Regions from separate parts of the Homo sapiens genome. Here region 1 is linked to region 2. A link is a loop called in an ENCODE intact Hi-C map of the cell type or tissue named here. Cell type or tissue: heart right ventricle. All regions are shown on one strand.

What was found. A loop is a pair of places that touch in the nucleus more often than their neighbours do. Peaks named below come from ENCODE experiments on the same cell type or tissue, not always from the same donor. Only the 100,000 strongest peaks of a DNase experiment are listed, where the experiment ranks them.
Region 1: a loop joins it to region 2, with 4 times the contacts of the local background. A loop is called at or near these places in 88 of 110 quality-filtered maps.

Annotation. Positions count from the first base shown.
Region 1 is chr6:36,767,866-36,775,865 of GRCh38, reverse strand. CPNE5 (copine 5) reads left to right here. Exons shown (of 21, transcript NM_020939.2): 10 at 801-905. Among named protein-coding and RNA genes, the nearest start is that of CPNE5, 68 kb to the left of the region's middle. RefSeq lists enhancers at 3,449-3,948, 6,667-7,198. In heart right ventricle, no CTCF peak of the experiment used is centred here; a DNase peak (open chromatin) is centred at 7,268; H3K27ac peaks cover 2,521 bases.
Region 2 is chr6:37,014,054-37,022,053 of GRCh38, reverse strand. It overlaps FGD2 (FYVE, RhoGEF and PH domain containing 2), which reads right to left. Exons shown (of 16, transcript NM_173558.4): 6 at 7,954-8,000; 7 at 7,350-7,408; 8 at 7,016-7,162; 9 at 6,194-6,286; 10 at 1,434-1,513; 11 at 1,315-1,345; 12 at 450-542. Among named protein-coding and RNA genes, the nearest start is that of FGD2, 12 kb to the right of the region's middle. RefSeq lists an enhancer at 7,536-8,000. In heart right ventricle, CTCF peaks have their summits at 178 (motif pointing left), 3,254 (motif pointing left), 3,473 and 3,675 (motif pointing right); DNase peaks (open chromatin) are centred at 3,426 and 3,723; H3K27ac peaks cover 923 bases.

The DNA.
Region 1 (8,000 bases), 250 kb after region 2:
GCACTGTTCTAGGCACTAGGGATGTGCCAGTGATCAAAAGAGACAAAAATCCTTGCTTTTATGAAACTTACATTTTAGTGACAGACCATGAGCAGAATAAATAAGGAAAAAATAGACTATATCAAAATGTCAAATGGTGACAAATGAAATAGAAAAAAAAAAGTCTGGGAGGAGTCTAGGGGATGTGAGAGGCAGGAGACCAGGCAGTTGTCAATTTTAGATACGGTAGTCAGGGGAGGTTTCGTGGAGATGGCGTTTGAAGGTAGTGAGGAGTGAGTCACAAAGATGGAAGCGGAGGAGAGAATATTCCAGGCCAGGGGAACAGCAGGCACAAATGACCCATACATCTAATTTCTCCTAGTGTTTCCGGGGTTCACAGACCCCTGAGGTTCATCTGCTCATCCTTCTGTGAATTGCAGATGGAGAATCTTTGATAGAGGGTAACTGCCTGCGTTTACAGGTGGGGAGCTGGAGGCCCAGAGAGGGGAGAGCTTGCTCAAGGTCACACGGTGAGGTGGCCCCAGAGCAGAGGCTAGAACCCAGGGCTCCTGACACCCTGGGACTTGTCCCCACCTCCAGGTCCTCACCTGGTACAGGAACCCTTTCTGCAGGATCTCCAGCAAATGGCCGCCTAGTATCAGCTTGGCTGCTGTCAGTGATGGGCAGCTCATCACCTTTTGAAGCCATCATTTCCGTCGTCCAGGAACCAGAGATGTGAACCAGCTGACTCCTCTGTTGACCTGCATTCGCCTCCCTTGGGTTTGGGCCTGACAGCCTTTCCCTCTCTTCTTCTTCACCAGGTTCACCATTTGCCACAAGACCGAGGTCATGAAGAACACCCTAAATCCAGTCTGGCAAACTTTCTCCATTCCCGTGAGAGCCCTCTGCAACGGCGACTACGATCGGTGAGATGAGAAAATGTCCCTTCTTTTTTCCTTCTGCTTCTGGGCCCTCCCCAAGCACAAGTGAGGGTGGCCCCATTCATATTGACGTGGTCAGTCCCATCAGTAGAAATGAGGCCTTCTGGAGTTGTGCAGTAGGGGGTGCCCTGCACAGGCTGGGGCTTGGTGAGCCCCTCCACTCTTTCCCTGCTGCACCCGGCAATGTCTGCCTCTTCACAGCCTCACAGATCCTCTTCTCCCCACCCGCCCCACCTCTTTCCCCTCTGTCTGGCATCCCCACTGGTGGGAAACTCCCAAGGTTAGGGGGATGGGAAGTGCCCAGGATTCCAGGGAAACCCAGATGGGTGTCCCGGGTGCCCAGGCCTGGAGTTCAGCAGCTTGTCTTTTCATTGTTCCCAGTGGAGGAGCAGATGGCAGCAGGGAAGCAGGGTGTTGATGCAGGCAGAGGCAGCTGGTCCCAATTCCTGGCCAACAGACTGGGGAGTCAAGATCCTAGGGATACATCCTGCCAGCCTAGTTGCCATAAACAAACGGGGTAGAGTGCAAAGAGCTTCTGGGATTTCTTTCTCTTTTTTTAGACAGGGTCTCGCTCAGTCACCCAGGCTGGAATGCAGTGACAGTGGCGCCATCACAGCTCACTGCAGCCTGGACCTCCCAGGCTCAAGCGATCCTTCCACCTCTACCTCCTGAATATAGTTGGGACTACAGGCACCTACCACCACGCCCAGCTAATTTTTTATTTTTGTAGAGACTGGTTTCGCTGTGTTGTCCAAGCTGGTATCAAACTCCTGGGCTCAAGCAATGCACCCATCTCTGCCTCCCAAAGTGCTGGGATTACAGGTGTGAACCACCATGCCTGGCAGATTTTTTTTTTTTTTTTAATTGAGATGGGATTTCACTCTTTCACCCAGGCTGGAGTGAAGGGACATTTTCTCATCTCACCGATTTCAGCTTACTGCAGCTTCCACCTCCTGGGCTCAAGCAATCCTCCCACCTCAGCCTCCCGAGTAGCTGGTACCACAACCATGCACCACCACGCCCGGCTAATTTTTTGTGTTTTTGGTGGACATGGGGTTTCACCATGTTGCCCAGGCTAGATTTTTTGTTTTAACATATGCCTACTCTTATTACATGTTGGCTATCATCTTCATCATCATTTGAGTGTAGATTGTTGAGTGTAGATACCAGATACCTGGTTGCTAATTCTGACTCTGTGACCAAAAAGCACTGTCAACCTGGGCAATCCTTGACCTGTCTGAGCCTGAGTTTCCTTATCTGTAAAATGGGTATTAAAATGTCTGCCTACTCTACAGGACTGCATTGACGCTCACACGACACAACCTACACAACGAGGCTCTGTTGTGCCTAAAATACCAAATTCAGCATCTCATCCACAAATGTTTAGGGAACCCCTGTCATGTACCAGGCACTGTGCTAGATGCTGGGAAATCAGCAGGGTGCAGTCTTCACCCTTCACCCAACCTAGTGGTGTTTACATGCCAGTAGGGGAGGCAGACATTAATCCAATAATCACACAAGGAAACATGTAATTATACATTGTAGCAAGCGCCGAGAGAGCGAGTGGGGCCACCACCCAAAATGGGAGCTGTGAGACTGTGTTGGTTTCTGTTGAGTCAGGAGAACCCATCCCTGTCTCCTGGTGATTGCTGCAGCTCAGGTGGGTGAGGTGGTAGGGGGCTCATGGGCAGGGCTCTCTGGACAGCTAAGAAAGCTGGGCCTCTGGGCCACTCCGACAGGAGCACTGGGGTGTCGAAACAGACACCTGGGGTCAGGCGTGGTGGCTCACGCCTGTAATCCCAACACTTTGGGAGGCTGAGATGGGCTTGAATCCAGGAGTTCAAGACCAGCCCGCGTAACATAGTGAGACCCCCATCTTTACAAAAAAAAATTTAAAAATTTAAAACTAAATTTAAAAAAATTAAAACATTAAAAAAAATTATCTGGGTATAGTGGCGCACATCTGTGGACCCAGCTACTCAGGTGGCTGAGGCAAAAGGATCACGTGAGCCCAGGAGTTCAAGGCTGCAATGAGCTATGATTGCACCACTGCACTCCAGCTTGGGATGCTGTCTCAAGAAAAAAAAAAGAAAACCTTAAAGACAAAAAAGAAAACAAACAAACAAAACCAGACACCTTGGGGCAGCTGGGAGCCTGAAAAGGCATGTTGAGGGGATGATCAGCAGATGAATGGCCTCCAGGCACCCCTGTTACACTCCGAAGAAACCCCCAGGCTGCCAGTTTGAGACATGAGCTTGTTCTTTTTCCTGCCTCTTGGCTGGGACAGAAGAGCCACAGTCTGTTCCACAGGTGGTCACTGAGTGCCTCCTGTGTCCCAGCGTGGCGCCTCTAGCTGTGCGGATTTAAACGAACAGGGTCGCCTTCCCATCTTTAGGGAGACTGTGGTCTGACCACAGGCAGCACAGATGTGCACATGTATTTTAGACAGATAAATAAGTGCACAAAATAAGACTGGGAACAAAGACGGTCTTAGCGCTGCAGTCAAACAAGCCTCTGTTACACATCTAGCTGGCTCCTGGGGCTTCTAGAGTGGGTGAGGGGATGAGAGGACAGGCTGGTTGGAGCAGTGAGAGGACGGGCTGGTTGGAGCAGTGAGTTCTAAAGAAGGCCCAGGAAAGGCTGGAAAGTCAGGGGTGGAGGATCCTGGGGACAGGGGCACGGGAATAAAGGGAGATGGAAACAAAGTGAGAGGAAATTCAAGGTAGGGGGATGGGAGAGTATGGCAGTTAAAGTCTCACAGGGCAGAAGGAATTGGGGATCCCTGGCCCAACTGACCCCTCACAACCCTGTATCTCTAGAGAGGAGCTCCCAGGGTTGCAGGAGCCAGCTTTGTCAGGGACAGTGAAAGGGGCAGCAGGGCTCGGAGGCCTGGCTTCACCACTGGGCCGTTGGAGGAGGTGGGTATTTATTTGGTGGGAGGGGCAGGCTCCCACCTCCCACTCTGAGGCAGAGCCTAGCCTCATCTCGCTGCAGGATGGCCCTCCCCCATGTCCAGAAGCAGATCTTCCATAATGTGACTGACAGTAGTGTTAATCAAGGAGGCCAGGGATGTCACTCTGGCTCCAAGAACGATCAGGCCTATCCCCCCGCCCCCCAGCCCCAGTGTAACCCACGCACCCAACAGACACTCAGGAGGTGCCAGTATCAGAAGGCCCTCCAGGGTAGGCAGGGGAGGGCCCTGTGCAGGAAAATGGGGCCACTGTCCCCTCCTTCCAAGACACCTCTTGGAGCCTCACAGAACGTAGTTGATTTAATTCAGCAGCCGTGTCTTCCAAGCCAGTCAGGCCCCAGGCACTGTGTTGGGTGCTGTGGGGGCCTATTGACCCAAGCCTCCCTCTTAGGTTGCTCCCAGGCCAGTGGGGAGACAGACAGGTCATGATAATAGCAAAGACTCCTATAGCACTTAACCATGGGCCAGGCCCTGCTCTAAGTGCTTTATGTATAGGAACTAATTTAATCCCCCCAACAATTAGCTCATTGCAAAGAGGTGCTGATGCTAGCCACATTTTACAGGTAAGGAGACAGAGAGGCCCTGAGAGATTAAGTCACTTGCCCAGTGTCTTGCTGCCAGCCGGTGGTAGAACCAGGATGTGGACCCCGGCAGCCTGGCTCTAGATTCTGTGTTGTTAATCCCTATGCACTGTTGCCAGATAGCCAAGACATGGCATGACAGGGCTGTGACCAGGGTGCATCTGGGGGAGGCTTACTAATGAGCACCTTGCTCAGGGGTTAGGGGCAGTTCTGCTTTCTGATTAGAGGTAGGGAAGCTGCTTGGATTGGTTTTAGTCCTCAAAGCATTAACGTCCTTCTGGCTTTAATACCAAATAATTCAGAGGGGAGAGGAGAGGGGAACAGCAAGAAGGAAGAGGAAGACCCAAAAGGCCTTGGTACCTGCCTGGGTAAGGGAGTGAAAGAGGGGAAGGGATAATGGTTCAGCGTTTGAGGGCAGGAAAAGGTGGCACCACCGACAGAAATGGGCAGTGTGATCGGCAGCCAGATTCTTACTCACAGATTTGTGTTCCGCAGTTCTTTTCACAGCCTATCTGAAACCCATTTTTAAAAAAATTATCCTTCTTAAGTTATAAAGATTATGTTTGTTGTTTGAAAACGAGCTGCTGCTGTTGAGAGGTTGGGGAAAGAGAGGTAAACTTGGTTTCAGCCACATTGAGAGGAGGCAGCTGTGGACCAGGCACCGCTAAAGCAGGAGGGGACAGCAGTCTAGGGTCTCCAGGAGGGGGGTGGCCAGAGATCTGGTGCCCTGAGAGGCCCTGTGGGTGATGCCAGAGGCCAGGAGCAAGAAAGAAGAGGAGATGGTCAGAGGGATAGGAGGGAACTAAGAGGAGGGCGGCACGGTCAGGGATCATTCCCTCCTATTGTGAGAAGAGGTACAGGAGGATGAGAACCCGGGCCTGATGAGAAAGGGCAGTGTTCTCGGAATGATGGGTGTAGAAGCCAGGTAATACGATTACAGTTACTGAGGACTTAGGACATGGACCAAGTTGTATTCTAATTGGTTTAAATGCGTTATCTTATTTTGTGAATTTAAATTTTACAATAACCCTAGGAGCCGGGTCTAGTGCTGTGCCTATTTTACAAGGGAAATAGAAGAGAAGATATTATATAACTTGCCAGAGTAAGGAGAAGCTGCATTTCCCTCCTGTTGAAATTGCCTCTGGCCTGGCCCTCTGGCCTGGAGTCTCCCTGCCTTTGCTATGTGTCCAGTCCACACAAGGCCAAACCTGAGTGACCTAGCTGAGCAGAGCTGAAGTCACAGGAAGTGGCATCAGGATCAGAGCCAAGCCAGCCTTCCGGTGGGGTAAAGTGGGGTGATGACAGGAAGCACTTCCCCTGCCTTCCTGGAATTTGCCCTACTCTCTTAATGTTCTGTGACTTGAGGATTTGTCCCTGTTAAACCACAGTTGTCTGGGTCAGGCTGCTCACACCTTGATGCTGAATGAGTAGATTTTAAGAGGGTGTTAAGAGTGTGGAGTCCTCACCTGGAGAGAGGAAAGGAGTCACCGCAGCTTCCCACTTCTGCCTGGCACCCTTGATGTGTGAGTTCCTTCTCTTTTGCATCCGGCCACAGATGAGCTCCCAGGAGGGCCAGGCGCCCTATCAGGCATCTCCACAGATGGCCTCGATGAAGGGCATCGTACCGTTCTCGGTATTCACATGCAGAAGCTGAGGCTCAGACGGGAGGCACGGTCACCGCGGCACTGCCCGGTGTTGCGCAGTGCAACCTGGGGGCCGAGATTGCTGCCAGTCTCACTGCCTGCCCCAGATGAGGCCCTGATGCTCCTCTTCCTGAAGAGTTGAGTGTTGGACTGACTCAAGTCCATTTAAGGCAAAACCCCTCAGGGCCTGTCAGCCCTCGGGACTTGTAAGCCGCAGGGAAACCTTCCCCCTGCCAGGCAGAGGCTCATTAGGAGGCAGACCTTGCAGCTCAGCTGGGAGGAAACTATAGATAGAGCTAGTTGGTATGCCGTGGGGGCAGCCTGGCGTTTTGGCTGGTGTCTCTCATCCCTGCTGGCTTGCCCAGGCTCACACATATCTGGCTCTGTCATTGTGGCTCTAGGTGTCCAGAGGCCCAGGTCACTGACTCCTGGCATCACCACTGACCAGCTGTGTGACTCACGGAGAGCCACATACTCTTGGCCTCCTTTTGTGATTTTGTAGAATGACGGTATTATTACCTGCACAGCCCATTTCATCACGTTGCTAGGAGCTCTCAGTCAGCCAACAAATATGTATACAGCACCTGATATAGGCTAGGCACTGTTCTAGAAGCTGAAGATACAGCAGGAAACAAACAAACAAAAATCCCGGGCCTCATGGAGCTGATATTTTCAAGAAGCATGGGAATTGTTTGAGAGACAGGAGCTTGGATAAAGGGATGGAGTGTTTTAGACAGGAACAGAGCAACATGTGTCCAGCGCTGACTGTACGTGGAGATAGTTTACTTGCACAGCAGCTCCAAAGTGGCTGTGATTTTTCTCAATTTGGAAAGGAGGGGAGTGTCTGAGGGTTAAGCCAGTTGCTCGGGGCAACAGACCTAGTACTTGGAAGAGCTGAGACTGCCAGCCAGGGCTGCTCACCCCACAGCCGAAGGTCTTTTCTGCCCACTTTGCTGCCTCCTAGGTTAGGCCTCTGTCCTGAGCCTTTGTATGCCAGATAAGGTGTTCATTTGGTGGTCTGCAGAAGCCCATTTCATTTTCCCACACCCAATAAGCCTGTTCTCTTGGGTGCCGGCCCCAGAAGTCACAGTCAGCTGGACCGCAGCTTTTGTTGGCCCTGTGCTAAGGGGTTAGGAGCCAAGGCCAGCAGGTGACAAGTGACATCTGCAGTGACTTCAGGCAGCCCAACCAGGGTGGACAGCCACAGAACTGTGAATATGGCTGGGCACGCTGGTTCACGCCTGTAATCCCAGCATTTTGGGAGGCCAAGGTGGGCGGATCACTTGAGGTCAGGAGTTTGAGACCAACCTGGCCACCATGGTGAAACCCCGTCTCTACTAAAAATACAAAAATTAGCCGGATATGATGGCATGCGCCTGTAATCCCAGCTACTCAGGAGGCTGAGGCAGAATTGCTTGAACCCAGGAGGTGGAGGTTGCAGTGAGCCGAGATCGTACCACTGCACTCCAGCTTGGGCGACAGAGCGAGACTCTGTCTCAAAAAAAAAAAAAAAAAAAAAAAAAAAGAACTGTGAATAGAGTAGTCAAAGCCTTATTTGTCTTCTCCCCATGGTCTTCCCCCTGTCTCTGGGCACTATTTCTCTCACCTCCTTCTCTCCCAAAGCTGGAGGTGCAGACTTTGAGCTAATCTGACCCCCAGGCTGCAGCCATCCCTGGAGCCTTAATGGAGGCCAGGCCGAGTTTGCACAGGAATCTCATTCAGTGGTCTCAACCTGGGTTGCAAGTTCAAATCCCCCTGGGGAGCTTTTAACAATTCCCATGCCCAGCTTGCACTCCAGACCAACTGATCATGAATCTCTCGGGTAAGACATTGGTGTCAGTATTTCTAAAGCTTCTTGGGGGGATTCCAAATTGCAACCAAGTTT
Region 2 (8,000 bases):
CCTATTGTATAAGTGAGGAAACTGAGGCCCAGAGAGGTCAAATGACTCAGCAGTCACTCAGCAAGCCAGAGTTCAGCTCAAATCTGAACTCAAACCACAGATATCCTCCCCAGCCCCCACCTCACTCACCTTCCATCTTCCCTGAGACTTTGTATTTCTCAGATACTTTCAAACCCAAAACCCTACTGCCCCCTGCAGCTGGAGCTGCAGAGACGTGAAACACTTCCCCAAGACAGCTGTGCAGACAGGCTCTCAAAGGAAGTTTTGCTAAAGGGGAATGCTCAGGCCCTGAGTCGGGGGATGCGCTGGGAAGGCTTCCCCTGGTCCCTTCAGTCTCTCCTGGCAGATGACACTCCCTCTCCCTCTGAGCTGGTATAGGCAGAACAGAGAGGGAACAAGCTCTATTTGGGTTGGTGGCTCCAGCAAGGGATGAAAAAGCCTTCATTTACCTCCTGCTCCTGGATGTCTCCCTCAGGCCCCTGGGCCGCAGCCTTGAAGGTTTCATTCCGCTTCTCGATTTGGTCAATGGCTGCTTGGAAGGCCTGGGGTGCAGGGAGGGGGAGGGTCGGGGCTTGAGGTGTGGAAGGGAGGGATTGCTCCTCTGTCCATCCTTCCGTGCATGCAACAGACAGGGCTGAAAGCCCACTGGGTACCAGGCGCTGGATTCTACACACACGCGGGCTGCCTTATCGGAGGAGAAACTACCAGCCCCAGGTTACAGATGTAAAAACTGAGGCTCAGAGAGGGTAAGTGACTGGCCCTGGACTGCCCAGCTAGGCAATGAGAAGCAGCAAGATAGGAACCCAGATCGGTCTCCAAACTACCACAGAGCAGCTCCTTAGGAAGAGCAGGGAGCAGCTGAGCACACGCAGGTGTGGGAGCATGCACACACACACACGCACGCACACACAAACACAGACACACAAAGACACATACACACAAGCACGTACATACACATGCATACAAACACACACATACACACAAACACATGCACACATGCATGCACACAAACACACATATACACATACACACATACATGTACACACGCACACACATGCATGCACACATACACACAAACACACACACAAACACACAGACACAGACATGCACACACAGATGCACACACATGCATACACACATGCACACACACACACACACACACACATGCATACATACACCACTCCCTCCCCTTCAGCCCAAATAGGCTAGGGAGAATCCCAGGAGCTTCATCAAGGTAGTCTAGTACCAAGAAAGAAAAAAAGAAAAAAGAAAGAAAGGAAAAAGACTCCCAGAAGCCTCGGAGCGTTCCCATACCTGCATCCAGGAAATCATTTCCTCCTGGGACCTGCTCGGAAAGTGAACACAGGTGTTGAGGAGATCAGCCCCTCCCAGTTTTCCCGCCTGGCCCTGGGCCGCCACCCCAGCTCCTTTACCGGGCTTGCAGCTCCAGGGTGCGCTGCTTCCCGGACACCAGGAAGGAGTGGGGAAACTCAGCATCCATCAGCTCCCGCACCTGCCAAGAGGAGGGAGGCAACCAGTTCAGACTCATCATAGCCCGGGTCCCAGGCACAGCACTGTGGAGGGGAGGGAGGTGGATTGTGCCCAAGGGACAATTCAAATTCGAGAGACAGGGATGCAGAGCTTGTTCGCCACCTCTCTAATCCTGTTGAGCCAAGCAAATGCCCCTGCAACTGGGCCTCGCTCCAAGCAAATGGAACCTATGGCTCCTGGAATTTTAGCAGCAGCTAAGTTGACCCAGTGTGACGTGGAGATGACAATTTTTGACAATGGATTCAACAAAAAAGGAAATTAGATTTCAAAACTGGATGAGTATATGAGGTTCATTATACCGTTTTCTTGGCTTTAAAATTTTCATAATAAAACATTAAAGAAAATAACCTTGGCTGGGTGCAGTGGCTCACGCCTGTAATCCCAGCATTTTGGGAGGTCAAGGCGGGTAGATCACTAGAGGCCAGGAGTTTGAGAACAGCCTGGGCAATATGGTGAAACCCATCTCTTCTAAAAGTACAAAAATTAGCTGGACATGGTGGCGCATGCCTGTCATCCCAACTACTCGGGAGGCTGAGGCACAATAATCTCTTGAACCTAGGAGGTGGAGGTTGCAGTGAGCTGAGATTGTGCCATTGCACTCCAGCCTGGGTGACAGAGGGAGACTCTGTCTCAAAAAAAAAAAAAAAGAAAAGAAAAGAAAAGAAGAAGAAAATAATCTTCACAGCAATCTTGGGAAGCAGATACTATCATCCTCATTTAGGAGATGAGGAAATGGATGCTCAGAGAGGGCAAGAGAGCTGCCTGAGGTCACACAGCACCTAAGGGGCAAAAGAAGGATTCCACCCCAGGTTTTCAGCCCCCAAGGGTGAGATGGAAGAACATCTATTTCCATCCTACCCCCAGAGTCCTGTAAGCACACTTCCTTCAGACGGTGTGGAGAGAGATTTGCAAAGAGAACCTAAGACACAGGCTGAGAGCACAAGAGCTTCTGTGTGGGGCAACTTTGTTGCCATTAAATTCCTCAAACACTTGAGCTCCTCTGCTGCCTCCCATGTGGTGGCCAGGCCTTTGCACACTTCCAGGGCAGCTCACCATAACCCAGACAGCACTGAGTACAAGCACATCTTTCCTCAGGTTAGGCCTAGTCTGCAGCCTCACTCCCCAGTCTTTGCCTTAGAAGGGGCTGATGTGATTTGGATTCGATGCCCTTGGCAATGAGGAGGCGGTCATGTGGAAAGAGGTATTTGGGAAAGAGCCAAATACCTCTTTGTGTGCAAGGGATGACAGGCTGGATGTGGGCCAAATGGGACAAACCTGTAGCCCAAAGGCCAGTTAGGAAGCAACATCATAAATGGTCCTGGCCTGCCCAGGTGCACTGGAGAGACAGAAGAGGTTTCTAACTGGGTCAGGGAGAGGGGAAAGGGAAAAGAAGGGAGAAATCCAAGGTTTGCAGTCCAGAAGCAGGAAGAAATATCATGCTTTTGACAGAAAAAAGGGAACTGGGGGCTCCTGACCTGAGGGTCCAGGCTGCCCCTGGGATGTTCATACAGAGGCTTCCAGCTCCCCAGCAGGTTTCAAGAGGAGTTTCCAGAACTGTGCTGAGCTGAGCCTCAACCACTTTCCCCAGGGCTAGGTCAATTCAGTCCCCTGCTAGTCCATACAGTACGTTTGTAGTAATTAGAAAAGGACAGCCTTCCTCAAAACACTTTACTGACATCTGTTGGCAAACTGGCATAATACCTAGATATTGTTGGAACAAGACATTTGACTGCCATCTGCCGGACAATTCTCACTATAAATATACCATCTATGATATATCATAGTCTGCTAATCTGCAGTTGGCTGCAGAAGACATCCTCTTAGATGAGGTATCCTTGTGCAGTGTACAACCTGCACAACTGTACGTGGAGCCCCTAGGTATGTGTGTCCACACCCCTTCCTTCTTCCCAGGCTGGCCCTGTGGGGGATGGCAAAATACTAAGACCAAGTCAGACCTTGGAGAGAATCAGCTGCTGTGAACTAGGCCTCCCTGACACCTAGGAAGGAGGAGGCCAGGGAGTCATAGGCCAATAGGAACCATCATGATGGTCAAAGGCAAGATTTGCCTCCAAATCACAGACTCAGAAAATGGTTCCTGCACAGAAGTAGGGTGAGTGGACAGCTCTGCACTTGCCAAGCCCATGCCGTCCAGGAGAGGGTGCTGTGCGGCTGCTGGAGTATCAGACATGTTAGCCGAGACTAGCAGACTCCAGAGACCCGGCACACACAGGGCTGGTGAGCTCTCAACACACACCCAAAGCATCTGATGCTCTCAGGCTCGGCTCTCTCTGTTTTCTCTCTATGACTCTGTTTTGGTTTCTATATTTCTTAGCCTTCCTATCTGTCGATCTCTATTTTTCTATGCCTGGGTCTCTGACAGTCCTTTGGCAGGGCCACCCGTCTCCATTTCTCTGTCTGTAGCTCTCTATAAACCTGCCTTTCTCAGCCTCACTCACCAAGGACTCCAGACATACAAGCCTGCACACGCCCTGGTCTATGTGACATTCTGGCCCCTTCAGGATGGAAAGCTAGATGCCAGGGCCGGGGCTGCACTCCTAAAAGACTTCAGTCAGCTCAGGTGTCGGGGTGAGCTGTGAACCCATGTTCCCTCATCAGCTTTCATCATTCCCAGGCTGCACCCCACCCCCAGGCCCTGGATTGCTCCAGATGCCAGGCAACCCCAGTCAGGAGCAGGGGTGGGGCTCTTTTGCTGGGGTCTCTGGAGGCCCCAGGGGCTCTAGAGGGTAGAGCATTCTGGTTCAACTCCTGCCTGCAGCTCCCTTCTGGGGCTGAAGGGGGTAGGGGTGATGCTGAATAGGAGAGTGACAAGATGGGCCAGACCAGACCTCTGCTTCTTCCAGTCCCAGCCCTCAGGACACACCAGGACTCAGGAGCCAGCAGAGAGGGGTGGTCAGGAAGCTTCTCTGGCTGTGTCCTCCACGATGCCAGAAATTCCACCATAGTCTTGAACCCTCTGGATTGAAGCCTTAATAGGCGACAGCAGAGCGTGGTGGTTAGACGCAGAAGCGCCAGCCTTTGTTACACCTGCATCTGAATCCTGGCTTGGTCACTCGAACTAGCATTTGCGATATGACCTTCAAGCAAGTTATTTAAGTTAGAAAGGTTTTCTAGGGCCTTGGTTTTCTCATGTTTAAAAATGGGATTAACTGCAGATACATTCACACACAGGCAGGCTGTACCAGGCTATTCACTGCAGCCTCATTTGCAGCTGCTGACAACTGAAAACAATCTAAGTGTCTCTCAGCAGAAGACTGGTTGAAGAAATTCCGGTGCATCTGCACAGTGGGACGCAATGCAGCTGGGCAGGAGGATGAGGAAGCTCTCAAGTACAGGGACACCTCAGTCTCCAGCATTTGCAGTTAGTTAAAAAAAAAAAAGCAAAGTGCAGAAAAATGTGTAGAGTATACCACTGCTTCTTGCATAAATGAGGAAACAATCCTATTATATGTTATTGGTTTGCTAGGCGAAGACCACCTCTGGAAGGCCTCACAAGAAGCAAGGATTGCCTTCAGGAAGGGGAACTAGGGGATAGAGTCGGGCGGAGACTTTCATTGTATATATTTTTTATATTGTTTGACTTTAGAATGTGTATAATCTGTATTTTTTAAGTAGTAAAATTAAAATATTTTTAAAAGATAAAAAACAGGCTGGGTGTGGTGGCTCATGCCTGTAATCCCAGCACTTTAGGAGGCCAAGCCAGGTGAATCACTTGAGGTCAGGAGTTTGAGACCAGCCTGGGCAACATGGTGAAACCCCATCTCTCCTACCAAAAATACAAAAATTGGCCGGGCATGGGGGCTCGCGCCTACAGTCCCAGCTACTTGGGAGGCTGAGGCAGGAGAATTGCTCGAACCCAGGAGGTGGAGGTTGCAGTGAGCCGAGATTTTGCTGTTGCACTCCAGCCTGGGCAACAGAGTGAGACTCGGTCTCAAAAAAAAAAAAAAAAATCCAGAAGATTCTAACAGCCCCTGCATCATGGGGCTGTTAGGAGGATCTTGTGGTCCCCCCATGGGCTCCATCATGGACTACTGGCCCTGCTCATTTGCCATAATCTCTGGATGAGGTAGATGGGGACACACACAAGCCAGCCGCTGAGCTGACACTGGAGACCTTTCCTACTCAAAACGTGTTCTGTGCTCCTACAGTATCAGCATACACTGCCCAGGATATGTCTCATTTCATTTAATTCTCACAATCCTGCAGGTGGGGTCAGTTGTCAGCCCATCTTAACTGGGAGCTGGTTAGAAATGCAGGATCTCAGGCACCCCCCCACCCAGACCTCCTGATTCAGAACCTGCATTTTTACAAGATGCCCAGAGGATTCGCGCACACATGAAAGTTTTTGAAGCAGTGGTATAAACAGTAGGGAAAGCACAGAAAGGCCAAGCTGGCTCATGCACTGCCGCGAAGGGAGGGCCAAACCTGTGGGAAGCTGGGAAGGACAGGGCAGGAGGGCTAGGATCCCAGAGGGGAGAGCCCCACACTCTTCCATCTCCATGTTTGCCCAGGCCCTGCAAGGGTTTGGTTCTGTGATTGAGAACCTGGTTGGCCCCTCCTCTTACTCCCTGTACTCAGTCCTACCCTTGAGGTGGAGCCCAGTGGTGTTTAGGGGGCCTCTTACCTTCATCCCGGCCACATCGATGCGGGTCCTCACCTGGAACTGGGCGCCCACCTGGATCACCCTGGGCACACAGTAGAGCAGCATGTTGTTGAACTGCAGGAGACACAGGCGTGAGTGGCCCGTGGCAGGGGCAGGGAGGATGGCTAGGTGGGGTTTCCCCGAGGGTGGGCCGAGCATGGGCTGAGCACCACTGGACCCGCTCCCCTTTGAACACACTCTGGCCAGCCTGCTCACAGGACATCACAGGTGATGATGTAGGTGATGAGGAAGGGGCTGTCAAGCTCCCAATTCCCCTAGGATGGTTACTGAAGGGTCACCCTACAAGGGACCATAGCAGACCTCAGAAACCTACAAGGCCTTTCTCAACAGGGGCTCAGGATGGCAGGGGTTTACAAGAGGTTATATCTCTGTTCCCCAGACCTCCAGGCAGGACCACCTTTCCAGGTGTCAGGAGATCCCCCGGCTTCTTCCGTGCAAACCCAGGGCAGTTCTTCCTAGTAGCTAACCTTACTCCTTCCTGCTGTGCGCTCTCTAGAGCACAGATTAATATCACAGGCTTTGCAGTCAGACTGGGTTCAAACTCTGACTCTGTTGCTTCCTAGGACATGTCTGGGAAACCTGTGGGTTGGAAATCTCTGAGGCTTAGAGGCAGCAGGTGACCTGTCCAAAGTCATCTGGGTGCCAAAGCAGAAAAAGACAGAGAAGCGTTCTCTTCCCTGTCCCCCTGCAGTGCCAGGTAGAGGCCAGGCAGTATGACTCGGGCCAGAGTGGCCCATGGACTTCCCTCCCCAGTGTGGAGAGGAGCTCCCAGCACCCTCTTACCAAGAAAAGGTAGCGCTCCATGGGGTCGTTGCGGCGGAAGGAGATCTTGAGGACCGGGCCCTCACGGAGCAGGGTGTTAGAGGGGTCTACTATGTCGTCCTCGAGGCCCAGGCGCTGGTACACCTCCCACAGGTCCTGCAGCCGCTCCTAGGGGGTTGGGGTGCATCCTCAGCCAAGTCTGGGCAGGGCTCACCTGCTTCTGGAAGGCTTGCCTTGTGGGGACGGGGACTGGGGGGTAACAGTGAGGGCAGCAGTGGGATAGGTGTCATGGGTGGGACCAGGCTGAGACCTGCAGGGAGGGGGACAGGGCTCCAGGAGAGGGCGGGCTGCTTACCATCTCAGTGATGGCTGCATTGGAGTGCTGGGCAGCTGAGAAGATCATGTCCAGGGCTTCTGAAAGGGGCAGGGCCGGAGTTTATTCCCTGAGAATCTAGGGCTGGTGGCTGGGGCAGGAGGTCCTTGAAGTTCAACAAAGGGCCCTCAGGACCTGCCATGACAGCCCCCAGGAGCAGCCCTGCCTGTGCAGCCCAGCCATGGGGTGTCTGAATGGCGGGAGCCCCCCAGGGCTGAGAGACTGGAAGCCACTGAACGTTAGCCATTAGGTGTTTGGCTTTGGTGACTCTCACTGCTTCCCAAAACAAGCCAGACCTAGAGGGTATAATGGAAGGAGCATGGGCTTTGGTATCACATAGGCATGGGTTCAAATCCCAGTTCTGCTACTCTCTGGCTGCGTGACCTTGAGCAAGTCACTAAACCTCTCTGGGCCTTAGTGTCCTCATCTGTGAAAAATGGCTAATGGTATGGATGATGTCTATGAAGTGCCAGTGGTTGATGTTGATGACTGATGGTCGTCAAAACCATTTTAGCAGGAGCTCAGTAAGTATATGGGAATGGCTTAGGCCTCCTCAGCCCCCTGGGACCCCTGGGGGTGTCCTCACTCTGGGCATCGGCCTGGTCTGGGGCCTGGGCTGGCAGCTTCTGGATG